Regions from separate parts of the Homo sapiens genome. Here region 1 is linked to region 2. A link is an interaction called in ENCODE POLR2A ChIA-PET data of the cell type or tissue named here. Cell type or tissue: GM12878. All regions are shown on one strand.

The links. Peaks named below come from ENCODE experiments on the same cell type or tissue, not always from the same donor. Only the 100,000 strongest peaks of a DNase experiment are listed, where the experiment ranks them.
Region 1: POLR2A ChIA-PET joins it to region 2 with 10 read pairs; 3 of 35 experiments call an interaction of 5 or more read pairs at or near these places.

Annotation. Positions count from the first base shown.
Region 1 is chr18:3,284,134-3,292,133 of GRCh38, forward strand. No RefSeq gene overlaps it. Among named protein-coding and RNA genes, the nearest start is that of MYL12-AS1, 26 kb to the left of the region's middle. In GM12878, no CTCF peak of the experiment used is centred here; no DNase peak of the experiment used is centred here.
Region 2 is chr18:3,522,707-3,530,706 of GRCh38, forward strand. The region is part of intron 10 of DLGAP1 (DLG associated protein 1); the gene reads right to left. Among named protein-coding and RNA genes, the nearest start is that of GAPLINC, 60 kb to the left of the region's middle. RefSeq lists an enhancer at 3,457-4,201 and a silencer at 3,965-4,259. In GM12878, no CTCF peak of the experiment used is centred here; DNase peaks (open chromatin) are centred at 3,385, 4,184 and 4,322; H3K4me3 peaks cover 1,501 bases; H3K27ac peaks cover 702 bases.

The DNA of each region.
Region 1 (8,000 bases), 240 kb before region 2:
ATCCGGGCTGGCCGTGCAAATCCGGGCTCATTGTCAGGCTGGCAGCATTGGCCAGGCCTGAGTAAATCAAGTGAAACAGAAGACAGATGGATGTGACCAAGTTATTGCCAAGAGGAAACAGACAAGGTAATTTTAAAGAGATGAAAAATAAGCTTTTCTACTCTGCATAATCATGGAGATGGAAAAGGTTAGATTCTTGCTTACCTTTTCAGTGCATATCTGTGTTTTTATGCATATGATTTTTGTTGTGATTTTTTTCTTTTTGACCTCATATGTTGCACCTATCTGTCATGTCACTGCTACCACTTTGCTACTTTACCTGAATATGTGAAAACGGACCTCGATTTTGAAACTCTTCCGTGGCACATTTTTCTTTTATTTGAAAAGATGCGTTTGATTTAGAAAATACAAAGGCACTCTCCTACTTTCTTTGCACCTGGGCTAAATTGGACATAGGTATCAAAATTAGCTACCTCCTCACCTGTGAAAGAGACACTGATAACAGATTGAGGGTGGGATGGGCCGGCCGTGAGGACCTGTGGTGCAGGTCGGGGTTGTCCAGGCCAGGGCAGTGTGAGTCAGGGACAAGTATGTGTTCCAGCTTTTGTGCTTGTGTCACAGAGGTCAGAAATGACAAGCAGATAGGGAAATCTGTGGCTTTGGTTTAAAATAGAGCCCAGGTAGGCCGGGCACAGGGGCTCACACCTCTAATCCCAGCACTCTGGGAGGCCGAGGCGGGCGGATCACCTGAGGTTGGGAGTTCGAGACCGCCTGACCAACGTGGAGAAACCCCGTCTCTTCTAAAAATACAAAATTAGCTGGGCATGGTGGCCTATGCCTGTAATCCCAGCTACTCGGGAGGCTGAGGCAGGAGAATCACTTGAACCCGGGAGGCGGAGGTTGCGGTGAGCCGAGATCACGCCACTGTACTGCAGCCTGGGCAACAAGAGTGAAACTCCCTCTCAAAAAACAACAAAAAAAATAGAGCCCAGGTATTGTATTTTGAAATCAATTTATATATAATATGTGTGTTCCATGCATATGTGCACATGTGTGTTCATGCAGCCATAAATCAAACATCTCTGGAAAGACACACCAGAAGCTAGTTGCTGTTGTGGTGGGAATTTGTAGCCATGGGCCAGGGGTGAGAGGAAAACTTAATTACATTGTAAACACTTTCTTTTTAAAATTTTAGAATGTGCACTTGCATTTCCCATTAAAACTAAAACATATGATAATCATCTTAACTAAAGGATATATTCTTTACAAGCATAGGAAAAATCTCAAAGTAGTCCCATTAAGCAATTTCTTCCTTGGCATAAGGGGAATAAAATCCTAGTTGTCACCTCAGTTTGAAGGGAGGTTAAAGTGGGTTATCTTTCCTTTATGACTTTACTACAGAGATGTTGAAGGGCCAAGCATATGTTCCCAAGTAAGCAAGTGGCTCTTGAGTACCATGGGTTCGGGGGCTCCTGATAGCAGTGCTACGGCAAAGATGGTGAGAACTTTGGTGTTTGTGTTGGTTGGGCCTGGATGCCACCTTCCTGGCCCTGTCATTGGTTCACCCGTATTCTTAGAAAGATCTGAGCTGGAGTGGTGGAGATTGAGAAAATGAATGAATTGGAAGAAGATTCTGAAGAAGTAGGAGTGACTGAAGAATCTGTGAGCTCCTCTATTGACAGGGAAGAGCTCCCTTCCCTGTGGCCCCCAATACAAATGTGAAAACCAATCCCAGAAAAAAACAACAACAAAGATCACTAATAGCAGTAGAAAAAAATACATTGGGGGTGGGAAATATTATATTCTAATATTAGAAGTAGGAGACTAGTTAAGGAGCTCCTGCAGCACTTCGGCCAAAAAGGAGTGAGATGGTGAAGAAGCGGGCAGTTGCAGAAATGATAGGAGTGACACCGTGCTTTCCCTCCCCTGGAAGACAGGGATCAGGATGTCGCTGCAGGTCTACTTGAAGGTATCAGTAGAAATGGACAGACAGCATCTGTATTAGTCAGTTCTTACACTGCTACAAAGACATACTTGAGACTGGGTAATTTATAAAGGAAATAGGTTTAACTGACTCACAGATCTGCAGGCTGTACAGGAGGCTTGGCTGGGAGGCCTCAAGAAACTTACAATCATGGCTGAAGGGGAAGCCAGCACGTCTTACATGGCGGGAGGAGGAGGAAGAGAGAGAGCGGGAGGAGGGAAGAGAAAGAGCGAAAGGGGAAGTGCTACATACTTTCAAATGACCAGATCTTGTGAGAGCTCTATCACAGGAACGGCAAGGGGGACACCCACCCCAACCAGGCCTTTCCTCCAACACTAGGAATTACAATTCGACATGAGATTTGGGTGGGGACACAGAGCCAAACCATATCAACATCCAAGCCTATGTCAGATCAAGGCCTAGGGAACTCGTGCAAAGGCAGTATCAAATGCATCCAACTTCGCCAGGAGGAGGGAGCTAAAGGATCAGACCAGGTGGGATGGAGAGTGAAGGGAGAAAGTGCAAGTAGATGCCAGAGTGGCCTGATTTTGTGGGTCACTTGCAGCTGCTGGTGAGCATACTAGGAGCCCTGAAGGAGACACAGGGAACACATATATGGGGATGGATAGGAGTCTGGGATCACTCACTTTCAGGCTTACGGAGTAGCTGAGTGGGTGGAGGTGTAGTCAAGAGAGATAGAGAGTTCAGGACAAAGTTTTGGGGGAGAAAATGACGAGTTCAGTTTTAAACATTTTTTTTTTCAATTTTAATTTTTCATTTTTGTGGGTCCACAGTAGGCAAATATATTTATGGCATATATGAGATATTTTGATACAGGCATGCAATGCATAATAATCACATCCATGTAAATGGGGTTTCCATTACCTCAAGCATTTAGCATTTCTTTGTGTTACAAACATTCCAACTATACTCTTTCAACTACTTAAAGATGTACAATAAATTATCATTGACTGTAGTCACCCTGTTACGCTACCAAATACTAGATCTTATTCATTCTCTCTAACTTTATTTTTGTACCCGTTAACCATCCCCACTTTCCCCTGCCTCCGACTACCCTTCCTAGCCTCTGGTAACCATCCTTCTTCTATCTCCATGAGTTCAATTGTTTTAATTTTTATCTCCCACAAATGAGTGAGAACATGTGAAGTTTGTCTTTCTGTGCCTGGCTTATTTCACTTAATATAATGATCTCCAGTTCTATCCATGTTGTTGCAAATGACAGGAACTCTTTTTTCTTTTTTATGGCTGAATAGTTCTCCACCATGTATACATACCACATTTTCTTTATCCATTCATCTGTTGATGGACAGTTAGGTTGCTTTCAGATCTTGGCTATTGTGAATAGTGCTGCAATAAACATGGGAGTCAGACATTTCTCGGATATACTGATTCCCTTTCTTTTGGGCATATACCTAGCAGTGGGATTGCTGGATCTTGTGGTAATTCTATGTTTAGTCTTTTGAGGAGCCTCCAAACTCTTCTCCATAGTGGTTGTACTAACACACATTTCTACCAAAAGTGTACAAGGTTTCCTTTTTCTCCATATCCTCTCCAGCATTCATTATTGCTTATCTTTTGGATAGAAGCCATTTTAGCTGGGTGATTGATATCTCATTGCTGTTTTGATTTGCATTTCTGTTGATCAATGATGTAGAGCACCTTTTCATATACCTGTTGATTATTTGTATATCTTTTTTTTTTGTTTTTTCTGAGATAGAGTCTCATTCCGTCACCCAGGCTGGAGTGCAGTGGCATGATCTCGGCTCACTGCAACCTCTGCCTCCTGGGTTCAAGCAATTCTCCTTCCTTAGCCTCCCGAGTAGCTGGGATTACAGGCATGCGCCACCATGCCTGGATAACTTTTGTGTTTTTAGTAGAGATGGGGCTTCACCATGTTGATCAGGCCAGTCTCAAACTCCTGACCTCAAGTGATCCCCTCACCTCGGCCTCCCAAAGTGCTGGGATTACAGGCATGAGCCACTGCACCTGGCTTGTATATATTCTTTAAAGAAATGTCTATTCAGATATTTTGTCCATTTTTAAATTGAATAATTAGATTTTTTTCCTATTGAGTTGTGTGAGCTCCTTATATATTCTGGATATTAATCCCTTGTTAAATGGATAGCTTGCAAATACGTTCTCCCATTCTGTGGGTTGTCTCTTCACTTTGTTGTTTCCTTTGCTGTGCAGAAGCTTTTGAACTTGAAGTGATCCCATTTGTGTATTTTTGCTTTGGTTGCCTGTGCTTGTGGAGCATTACTCAAGAAATCTTTGCCCAGACCAATGTCCTGTAGAGTTTCCTCAATGTTTTCTTAAAGTGTTTTCATAATTTGAGGTCTTAAATTTAAGTGTTTACTCCATCTTGATTTGATTTTTGTATACGGTGAGAGATAAGAGTCTAGTTTCATTCTTCTGCATATGGATATCCAGTTTTCCCAGGACCATGTATTGAAGAGACAGTCCTTTTCCCAATGTGTGTTCCTGGCACTTTTGTCAAAAACGAGTTCACTATAGATGCATGGATTTATTTCTGGATTCTCTATTCTTTTTTTTTTTTTTTTTGAGATGGAGTCTCACTCTGTCGCCCAGGCCAGGCTGGAGTGCAATGGCGCAATCTTGGCTCACTGCAACCTCTGCCTCCCAGGTTCAAGCGATTCTCCTGCCTCAGCCTCCTGAGTAGCTGGGATTACAGGCGTGCACCACCACGCCCAGCTAATTTTTGTATTTTTTTTTTTTTAGTAGAGACGGGATTTCACCATGTTGGTCAGGCTGGTCTCGAATCCCTAACCTCGTGGTCTGCCTGCCTCGGCCTCCCAAAGTGCTGGGATTACAGGTGTGAGCCACTGTGCCTGGCCTGGATTCTCTATTCTTTTCCATGGTCTATGTGTCTGTCATGCCATTACTGTGCTGTTTTGATTACTATAGCTCTGTAGTACAATTTGAAGTCAGGTAATGTGATTCCTCAAGTTTTATTCTTTTTGCTCAGGATAGCTTTGGCTACTCTGGTACTTTTGTGGTTTCACGTAAATTTTAGGATTTTTTTTCTATTTTGGAGAACAACGTCATTGGTATTTTAATAGAGATTACATTGAATCTGTAGATTGCTTTGGGTAGTATGCACATTTTTAACAATATTGATTCTTCCAATCCGAGAACATGAAATATCTTTCCATTTTTTTGTGTGTCTTCAACTTCTTGCATCATTGCTTGATAGTTTTCATCGTAGAGCTCTTTCACTTCTTCTTCCTTTTTTTTTTTTTTTTTTTTTTTGAGACAAGGTGGTCTCTCTCTGTTGCCCAGGCTGAAGTATGGAGTGCAGTAGTATTATCATAGCTCACTGCAATCTGAAACTACTTTGCTCAAGTGATCCTTCTAACTCGGCCTCCTGAGTATCTGGGACTACAAGCATGCACCACCACACCCAGCTAACTTTTTTACTTTTAGTAGAGATGAGGTCTTGCTATGTTATCCAGGCTGGTCTTGAACTCCTGGGCTCAAGTGATCCTCCCACCTTGTTCTCTCAAATTGCTGGGATTATAGGGATGAGCCACCATGCCCATTTCACTTCTTTGGTTAAGTTCATTCCTAGATATTTTATTTTATTTTTAGCTGATATAAATGGGATTACTTTCTTAATTTCTTTTTCAGATTGTTCAATATTGACATATAGAAATGCTACTGATTTTTGTATGTTGATTTTGTATCCTGCAACTTCACTGAATTTGTTCATCAGTTCTTTTTTCTTTTTTTTGTTTTTGAGACAGAGTCTTACTCTGTCGTCTAGGCTAGAGTGCAGTAGCACGATCTCAGCTCACTGCAGCCTCCACCTCCCAGGTTCAAGCAATTCTCCTGCCTCAGCCTCCCAAGTAGGCGGGATTACAGGCACACACCACCACAGCCAGCTAATTTTTGTATTTTTAGTAGAGACAGGGTTTCACCATGTTGGCCAGGCTGGTCTCAAACCCCTGACCTTAGGTGATCCACCTGCCTTGGCCTCCCAAAGTGCTGGGATTACAGGTGGGAGCCACTGTGTCTGGCTGTTCATCAGTTCTAATAGTTTTTTGGTAGAGTCTTTAGGTTTTTCCAAATATAGGATTCTATTATCTGCCAACAAGGATAATTTAACTCTTCCTTTCCAATTTGGATCCCCTTTATTTCTGTGTTTTATCTGATTTTTCTAGCTAGGACTTCCAGTACTATGTAGAATAACAGTGGTGAAAGTGGGCATCCTTGTCTTGTTTCAGATCTTAGAGTAAAGGCTTTCAGTTTTTCCTCATTGCCTATGACACTAGCTGTGGGCCTGTCATATATGGCTTTTATTATCTTGAGGTATGTTACTTCTATACCCAGTTTTTTTTAGGGTTTTATCATGAAGGGATGTTGAATTTTGTCAAATGCCTTTCTGCATCAGTTGAAAGGATCGTATGGTTTTTGTTTTTATTCTGTTGATATGATGCATCATATTGATTGATCTGCATGTTTTGAACCATCCTTGCATCTCTGGGATAAATTCCACTTGGTCATGATGAATGAAGTTTCAATGTGTTGTTGAATTTGGTTTGTTAATATTATTTTGAGGATTTCTGCATCAAGATTCATCAGGGATATTGGCCTGTGGTTTTCTTTATTTGATGTATCTTTGTCTAGTTTTGCTGTCAGGGTAATAATGGCCTTGTAGAATGAGTTTGGAGATATTTCCTCCCCTATTTTTCAGAATAGTTTGAGTAGGACTGGTATTAGTTCTTTAAATGTTTGGTAAAATTCACGAGTGAAGCCATTAGGTCCTAGGCTTTTCTTTACTGGGAGACTTTTTATTATGGCTTTGATCTCATCACTTGTTATTGGTCTGTTCAGCTGTTGGATTTCTTCGTGGTTCAATCTCAGTAGGTTTTATGTGTCTAGGAATTTATCCATTTCTTCTAGGTTTTCCAATTTATTGGCAGAGAGTTTCTCATAGTAACCTCTAATGATCCTTTGAATTTCTGCAATATTAGTTGTAATATCTCTTTTTTTATCTCTGCTCTTTTCTGGTTTCCATTTGCATAAAGTATCTTTTTCCATCTCTTCATTTTCAGTCCATGTGCGACTTTATATATGAAGTGTGTTCCTTGTAAGCAACAGATCATTGGGTTTTGTTTTTTAAGATCTATTAATATTCAGCCACTCGGTATCTTTTGATTGGAGAATTTAGTCCATTTACATTCCATGTTAAGAATGAATTTCTGCCATTTTGTTGTTTGTCTTCTGGTTATTTCATAGTCTTCTCTTCCTTTTTTCCTTTCTTCCTGTCTTTCTTTTAGTAAAGGTGATTTTCTCTGGTGGTATGTTTTAATTTTCTGCTTTTCATTTTTTGTGTGTGTTTTTTTATTTGAGGTTACCATGAGGCCTGCATATATAACTAGTCTTATAACTGATTATTTTAAGCTGATAATAGTGATTGCATAAACAAACTAATAAGCAAAGAGAAAACTAATAAAAACTCTACACTTTAACTCCATCCCCTACTTTTTAACTTTTTGTTGTTTCTATTTATGTCTTATTGTACTATGTCTTGAAAAGTTGTTGTGGCTATTTTTGATAGGCTCATCTTTTAGTCTTTCTACTCAAGATATGACTAGTTTACACACCACAATTACAGTGTTATAATATTCTGTTGTTTTCTGTGTTCTTACTATTACCAGTGAGTTTTGAACCTTCAGATGATTTCCTATTGCTCATTAACGTCCCTTTCTTTCAGATTGAAAAACTCCCTTTAGCATTCCTTGTAAGACAGGTCTAGCATTGATGAAATCCCTTGGCCTCTTTTTTTTTTGTCTGGGGTACAGTGGAGGAGTCTTTATTTCCCCTTCATGTTTAAGGTATATTTTTGTTGGACATACCATTTTAGGATAAAAGGTTTTTTTCTTTAGCACTTTAAATATGTCACACCACTCCTTCTTGGCCTGTAAGGTTTCCACTGAGAAGTCTGCTGCCAGATGTATTGGAGCTCCATTGT
Region 2 (8,000 bases):
TATTTTTTGTATTTTTAGTAGAGACGGGGTTTCACCATGTTGGCCAGGTTGGTCTCAAACCCATGACCTCAGATGATCTGCCCACCTCGGCCTTCCAAAGAGCTGGGATTATAGGTGTAAACCACTGCACCCAGCTGCAGTCAACTAATTTTTGACAAGGGCACCAAGAGGATACAATGGGAAAAGGATAGCCTAAGTGTAGGACCAGAAACCACACAACTCCCAGAAGAAAACGGAAGGGAAAGGTTCCTCAACATTAGCCTTGGCAATAATGTTTTGGATATCACAACAAAAGATCAGGCTACAAAAGCAAAAATAAATAAATGAGACTGTGTAAAATGAAAAAGCTCCTGTTATCAAAGGAAACACTCAGCAAAATAAAAAGGCCAGGCACAGTGGCTCACGCCTGTAATCCCAGCACTTTGGGACGCTGAGGTAGGTGGATCACTTGAGGTCAGCAGTTCAAGACCAGCCTGGCCAACATGGTGAAACTCCGTCTCTACTAAAAAATACAAAAAAATTTAGCCGGGCATGGTGGTGCATGCCTGTAATCCCAGCTACTCAGGAGGCTGAGGCAGGAGAATCACTTGAACCTGGGAGGCAGAGTTTGCAGTGAGCCAAGATCACACTACCGCACTCCAGCCTGGGCAACAGAGCAAGGCTCCATCTCAAAGAAAAAAAAAAATTAAAAAAAATAAAAATAAAAAGGCATCCTACAACCCGGGAAAAAATATTTGCAAACCACATAACCAATAAGGTTTGCAGACTATAAATCCAAAATTAATGAAGAACTCTTACAACTCAATAGCAAGAAAGCAACTAACCCCAAAAAACTCAATTTAAAAATGGGCAAAGGTCCGACCAGGTGCGGTGGCTCACGCCTGTAATCCCAGCACTTTGGGAGGCCAAGGAGGGCGGATCACGAGGTCAGGAGATCGAGACCATCCTGGCTAACACGGTGAAACCCCGTCTCTACTAAAAATACAAAAAATTAGCCAGGCGTGGTGGCGTGCGCCCGTAGTCCCAGCTACACTGGGAGGCTGAGGCAGGAGAATGGTGTGAACTCAGAAGGCGGAGCTTGCAGTGAGCTGAGATAGCGCCACTGCACTCCAGCCTGGGCGACAGAGCAAGACTCTGTCTCAAAAAAAAAAAAAAGGAGGGCAAAGGTCCTTGACACAGGGTTTGAACAAGACAAAACAAAAACAAACAAACAAAACCAGAAGAAACAAAAATGGGCAAAAGATCTGAACAGACATTTCTCTAAAGGAAACATAACAACAGGCCAGGTGCATTTGCTCTTCTCTGTAATCCCAGCATTTTTGGAGGCCAAGGCAGGAAGAATGTTTGAGCCCAGGTGTTCAAGACCAGCCCAGGCAACATAGTGAGATCTTGTATCCACAAATAAGAATTTTTAAAAAATTAGTTGGGTCTGATGGCACACATCTGTGGTCCCAGCTACTCAGGAGACTGAGGTGGGAGAACTGATTGAGCCTGGGCAGTTAAGTCTGCAGTAAGCTATCATCACACCACTGCACTCCAGCCTTGGTGACAAAGTGAGACCTTGTTTCAATTAAAAAAAAAAGAAAGAAAGAAATTGTGGTATATATATACCACATATATATAGTGAATATTATTCAGCCCTAAAAAAGAAGGAGCTCCTGCCATTTGCCACAACATAGATGGACTGGAGGACCTTATGCTAAGTAAAATTATCTTGTATTAGGGCGTCTTGTGGAATAAGTAGACTTTAGCTGCTCTTTCACAAAAAAAGTAACTATGTGAGATGACAGATATGTTAATTTGCTTCATAATAGTCACCAACTTACTTTCTATCTGTATTCAATAGCATATAAACCTCAAATATACACAAAATTTATTTCAAAAATATCGAGTCAGGTAGGCACAGTGGCTCTTGCCTATAATCCCAGCACTTTGAGTGGCTGAGGCAGGCAGATCGCTTGAACCTAGGAGTTCAAGACCAGACTGGGTAACATTGTGAGACCCTGTCTCAATAAATAAATAAATGAAAGTCATGTGGATTTGTCATTCTGAGTCTGTGTGATTTCATGGCATTGGGATTATCCATGTGGAGACATTCTCATTTACGAGTGTGTCCTTGCGGCAAAAATTTCCCCAACCTACTGCCCAGCAGCTGCTTCTCAGACACACTTGTGATCCGGAGCTGCCATCAACAAAACGTCTCCATAGAAAACGTGGATCTGTTTCATTCCTGACTGGCAGTTGCTGATCTGCATTGCACAACAGTGCTTTTTTTGTTTTGTTTTGTTTTTAGCTGAAACTTGGTGGCTAATGAATAAAGAATGGATTCTCTAGTAGAAGTTTTCCCATAGACTAACACCAGAGTTTCCACAGTGTTCTGGGGGAAAAAAAAAAAAATCAACAACATTATTTTGTTTTTAAAGAGCAAGTTTTTCAAAAACTCAGCTAATTTTAATTTTTTTTTCCCAGTTCCAACCCCTCCAGGAGCCTTACTCGTAGAAGATGGTCATTCTTTGGATCAATATCTTGACTTATATCAGCCACGAAATGGTAGCATCATATACATCATATAGATAAAGACAGTTTTGAGCCTTTGAAAGTTGGATGAAATGAAATTAGTTTCTATTTCCCTAGGTAATCTAAATGAAAAAAACTGTATATTTTATTTGAAGTCCATTGCATTTATTGCATTTATTTTTTAATTTATTTTCGACATGGAGTTTTGCTCTGTCACCCAGGCTGGAGTGCAGTGGCGTGATCTCGGCTCACTGCAACCTCCACCTCCTGGGTTCAAGCAGTTCTCCTTCCTCAGCCTCCCGAGTAGCTGGGATTACATGCATGCACCACCAAGCCCAGCTAATTTTTGTATTTTTAGTAGAGACGGAGTTTCAACCATGTTGGCCAGGCTGGTCTCCAACTCCTGACCTCGTGATCTGCCTGCCTCGGCCTCCCAAAGTGCTGGGATTATAGGCATGAGCCACTGCGCCCCACCAGTCCATTGCATTTATATTTCACAGAAACAGTTATTGGAGAAAATGATAGGAGGTCTTGCTCCGTGAGCCAGTCCCTCTCTTTGCCATCTCTGGAATGACAGAAACACCACTGGCCTAGGAACAGATCTGTTTCCAGGCCCAGTTCTGCCCCCAATTAACCACATCACTTCACCTCTTCATGCTTTCGTGCCCTCCTGAGCTGGGAGACACCACCCTCAAGAAGCACATCCACAAAAGGATGGTGTCTAATGGCCTTCTGGCACCAGCGCTGTGCAAAGCGGCATGAATGGAGCATTCTCAAGGTTAAACATATGGCACATTACAGCCGATTTCCTTTTCATTACTGCCACTTCCTCTGCGGTCACTAATTTCAGGTTGTCTGGAGCTTACAAAAAGAGACATGCAAGTATGTGTGTCTGTGTGTGTGGTGGAGTGGGAGGGACCTTTTGAGGGTTCATTGCAAGAGTTAGATGAGAATAAAACAGAAAGGAGCTAGGCTAGAATGCAGCCATTGCTCCCCACTTAGAAACACACACGGGCTGGAGGCAGATGAATTGCAGAACTCACAGATACAGCTTTGTCTGCCACCCACTGTTTCACAGGCCGCAGAGACACAGCAGAGGCAATCCCAGGCGGATAAACCCTGGGTGATGGCACCGATAGACCATCACAATGACTGTGCACAGTTTCCGTAACCAAACCTGAAACCAGGCAAACCCCATTTCAGGTGTCATTACCAGCCCCGCATTCGCTGCCAAGGGTCCCAAGCCTTCTAGGGGACTGAAGGCCAAGTTTCACTAGCTTGGATGCTATTACCAGGCAAAATTAAAGTGGAAGAATTAATCTGCCTCCGGCACATGCTCTAGGTTTATCAGTTTGTTTCAGATAAAGCCTGAAAATTCCACGTATTTGTTGTCTACAATTCAGAAGGCAAAGACAGATTTAGAAGTACAATCACCGGTATTTCATCTTAGGGCCATTGAAACCTGAGCCTATGTTCTTTCCCCACAGTGGTAGACTGCATTCCTAGTTGGAGGCATTCAGCTCCATCTGGTCGTTTCATCCCCGGTTAGATAATACCAGACGTATCTATGTAACATACAAGCCACTGTCAAATAGCACTGAGCCATCTCCCTGAGACAGCTGTTTCACACAAGGGCTTCATTGTCTGAGAAGAGCTCGTATCATTTTACTTCAAGTGCTGCGGGAACAAGCATTCTGTCAGCTGTCTTGGCTTGGAGGAAACCTCACTCACTGCAGTTTCATTATTTTATTATCAAGCCAAAAAAAAAAAGGTACTGTCGACGGTTGGGGTTGAAGGTTTAAAACAAGAACTAAAGTCTTTGCTCTGCTTTGCATTTATCAGGGAAAACAGTAACTCCAGGCACCCAAAGAATGTATAGTTACACTGTTCAAAAGATAGCTTGAGGCTCCTGGCTACTCCAAATGCTTGTTTTCGGTCTGCCTTTTGTTACCCACATTTAGTCAGTTTCAGGTGAACTAGGAAGGTGTTTTCCAGCCCTGTGAGGCCAAAAGCAGCTGTCACAATTAGCATAATGACATCACAAAATAATTAATAACTAAATAACTATTTAAAATTAGATAGACTCTTTCTTCTTCAACTCTCTAATAGAGAAAGATGATTACAACTACCCCACATGCAATATCTGAACCTCAAATTTCCAGTGAGTAAACAGGTTATTTTCCAAACTTTTTTTTTTTTTTTTTTTTTTGCCATGGATGCACTGTATTTTGAATTCAGGGAGTCAATTAACAAAATACATTCTTACATGAATATGAACATGAACATGGTTGTTCTGCTTATCTTTAGCTGCTGCTGCCTATTTCTGAGTTTTTGTTTTTTTAGTTTTTTTTGTTTTGTTTTGTGTTTGTTGTTTTTTGTTTGTTTGAGACAGAGTCTCCCTCTGTCTCCCAGGCTGGAGTGCAGTGGCACGATCACGGCTCACTGTAGCCTCGACCTCCTGGGCTCAAGCAATGCTCTCACCTCAGCCTCATGAGTAGCTGGGACCACAGGTGCATGCCACCAAGCCTGCCTAATTAAAAAAATATATATTTTTGTAGAGATAGGGTCTCTGTTGCCCAGGCCAATCTTGGACTCCTGGGCTCAAGCGATCCTCATGGCATGGCCTCCCAAAGTTCTGGGATTACAGGCAGGAGCCACCACGCCCAGTGGGGGTATTTTAAAATTGTGATAAAATAGACATAAGATTTGCCATTTTAACCACAGTGAAGTGTACCATTCGGAGGCATTATGTACATTCACCAAACATTTTAAAATATTTAAAAATTGGGATAATTCTGGTACCCCACAAAATAAATTGCGTGATTAGAATCTTCCGTTTTTTCCCTCTATCCTATTTATCTTTTCATGATGACTTCAAGACCAGATCTCCTGGGGGGATTTTGTTATGGCACCACGTTTGTCAGGCACCCTGAAGAGAGGCCCTCCTTCTGCAGGTCTGAAACATCCCTTGGCTTGGCCAAGGGATAGAGGTATCTGTACTTGACCCATTTATCGAAGCTATTTTTCTGGTGTGCACAGAATTAAAACAAACAAAAGCTGGTTGCTTAGAATTTGGCTATGCCTGCCAAGTGGGATTGGCCTCTCTTCCTTACCGCCCCTCTTACAAAAAAAGAAAAGGTTAAGTCAGAGAATTGGTGAAACAAAGGCCCTCTGCAACTCTAGGCCCAGTTATCAGAACAGAGTGGTGCTTGCCAAGGAGTCAGGGACAGATCTGCATGGCGGGCTTTAAGGAGGACAGTGCCAGGCAACGCAAAGTATCATTATCTTGTCAAATGTTATTCATGTGTATCTGTTCTATCAGACACTTCTGTTTTCTGTGACCTTGGACAAGATACTGCCAGAGAACTGTTGTGAGGGCAAATAAAACAGCACCTGTCAAAGTCTCTAGGCCATCGTCAGGGGTATTGTGAGGGCAAGATGAATATTCTTTCATGCACTGATATTTTCCCTTCTTCCTGGAGAGGGTTGCTACTGCTTTATGGTCCAATTCTCCCTGATCTGGATTGGCCGCATTTGAAATTGGTGACTCTGTCCTGGGCGCAGGGTTTGCCACGGCACTGACTAGAATTTTGGAATCCCAGTAGTTTGAAGCTCCTATTTCGTGTCTCTCAAAGTATGAAAAAATAGAGAAAGCCTTCAAGTGTTTGTGGAATGGAACTGTGTCTTAAGAATGAGACAGGACACACAAGGTTCATCTGGACTAGCCACCTGTCCCACACGGAAGTGCTTTCCATCACTTCTGTGGCAGGTGCCCATCTCTCTCTTCCACATCCTTGTCCTGATCAGAAGAGCTCATCATCTGTCACGGGAACACCTTTCCAGCTTTTGGCAACAAGAACTGTTAGTTACTTGCTATGGTCTGAATGTCTGTGCTCCTCTAAAACTCATATGTTGAAACCTAATTACCAATGTATAAATAGTAAGACAGGGGGCCTATAGGAGGTGAGTTGGTCACAGGGGCAGAGTCCTCATGAATAGGGTTACTACGCTTATCAAGGAGGCCCAGGAAGCTTGTCTGCTGCCTCCATCGTGAGGCTGCAGCAAGAAGGCGCCATCTTTGAAACAGAGAGCAGCCCTTGCCAGACACCAAACCTGCCAGTATCTTAATCTTGAACTTCCCAGCCTCCAGAACTGTGAGCAATAAATTTCTATTGTTTATAAATTACCCAGTCTAGGGTATTTTGTTATAGCAGCCTGAAAGGACTGAGGTATTACTTATTGAAGTTTTTTTTTAGCTAATTAGGAAGAAAGGTTTTGCTAAGTAAAATACTTTTATAAAACAGAATTTCCAGAATATTTCAAGGACTCAAATACATATTTACTGATCCCCTGTTATGCGTCAGAGGGTCTGGTGATATGAAGATGAGTAAGACAAGAATAATTTCTGTTTTCAGAAAGCTTACTTTTTAGTGGAAGAGAAAGATACATCGGTTATTATAAAATAATGTGGGAAGTACCTGAAGGACAAATACACAGGGCATTACAGGAGCACCAGGGCGATACCCAGTTCAGCTTGAACAACAAATTAGGCCTGGAACAACAGATGGTTGGGCAGTTCCCTCATGTTCATTATCTTGGGACTTTGCCAGCAGTGTACATTTCAAAATACAAATACGTTTCTCTTTCATCCTGAACATAGGCTGAGAAGCTGGTTTTCTGACAAGATTTTCAACCTTTCAAATATATGTTATTGTATTACAATACAACTGACTTGTTTTCCTAGCTCCTTTAGTTTTTCCTAAATCTTTATACAATGAGTATCCTCACACATCATTATAGAGTTGGGTTGAGAGAGGTAGATCAAGTCTCAGACTGAAAGGCCCATTAAAAGAAAACAACAGATAAGTAGTTTCCAAGAGTCCTGTTGAAAGCCAGCCAGGAGCTGGGTGGGTGGCTCATGCCTGTAATTCTGGCATTTTGGGAGGCAGAAGTGGGGGGATTGCTTGAGGCCAGGAGTTTGAGATCAGCCTGGGCAACACAGTGAGAATCTATCTCTATAAAATTTTTTAAAAATTAGCCAGGCATGGTGGTGCACACCTGTAGTGACAGCTCCTCATGAGGCTGAGGTGGGAGGATCACTTGGGCCCAGGACGTCCAGGCTACAGTGAGCTATGATCCCATCACTGCACTCCAGCCTGGGTCACAGGGCAAGACTCTGCCAAAAGAAAGAAAAGAAAACCAAAGAAAGGAGGGAAGAAAAAGAAAGAAAGAGAGAGAGAGAACACCAATCAGGAAGCTAGAAGGAGAACCAAATTTGAGAATTGAAATCTGAAAGTTTGTGCCATTGAGCAGTGGCACGGGATGTCATTGTTCCTTAGTTGCTGGCATTTTTCCTAGGAAAATCTGATAAACTGTGAGTATGTCCACAAGGAGAAAAGTGAATAAGATGATCCAACTAAGACTTTCTTACTGAAAACTACCCCTGCTCCCACTGCTGCTGAGACATACCTTGTTTACCTGTC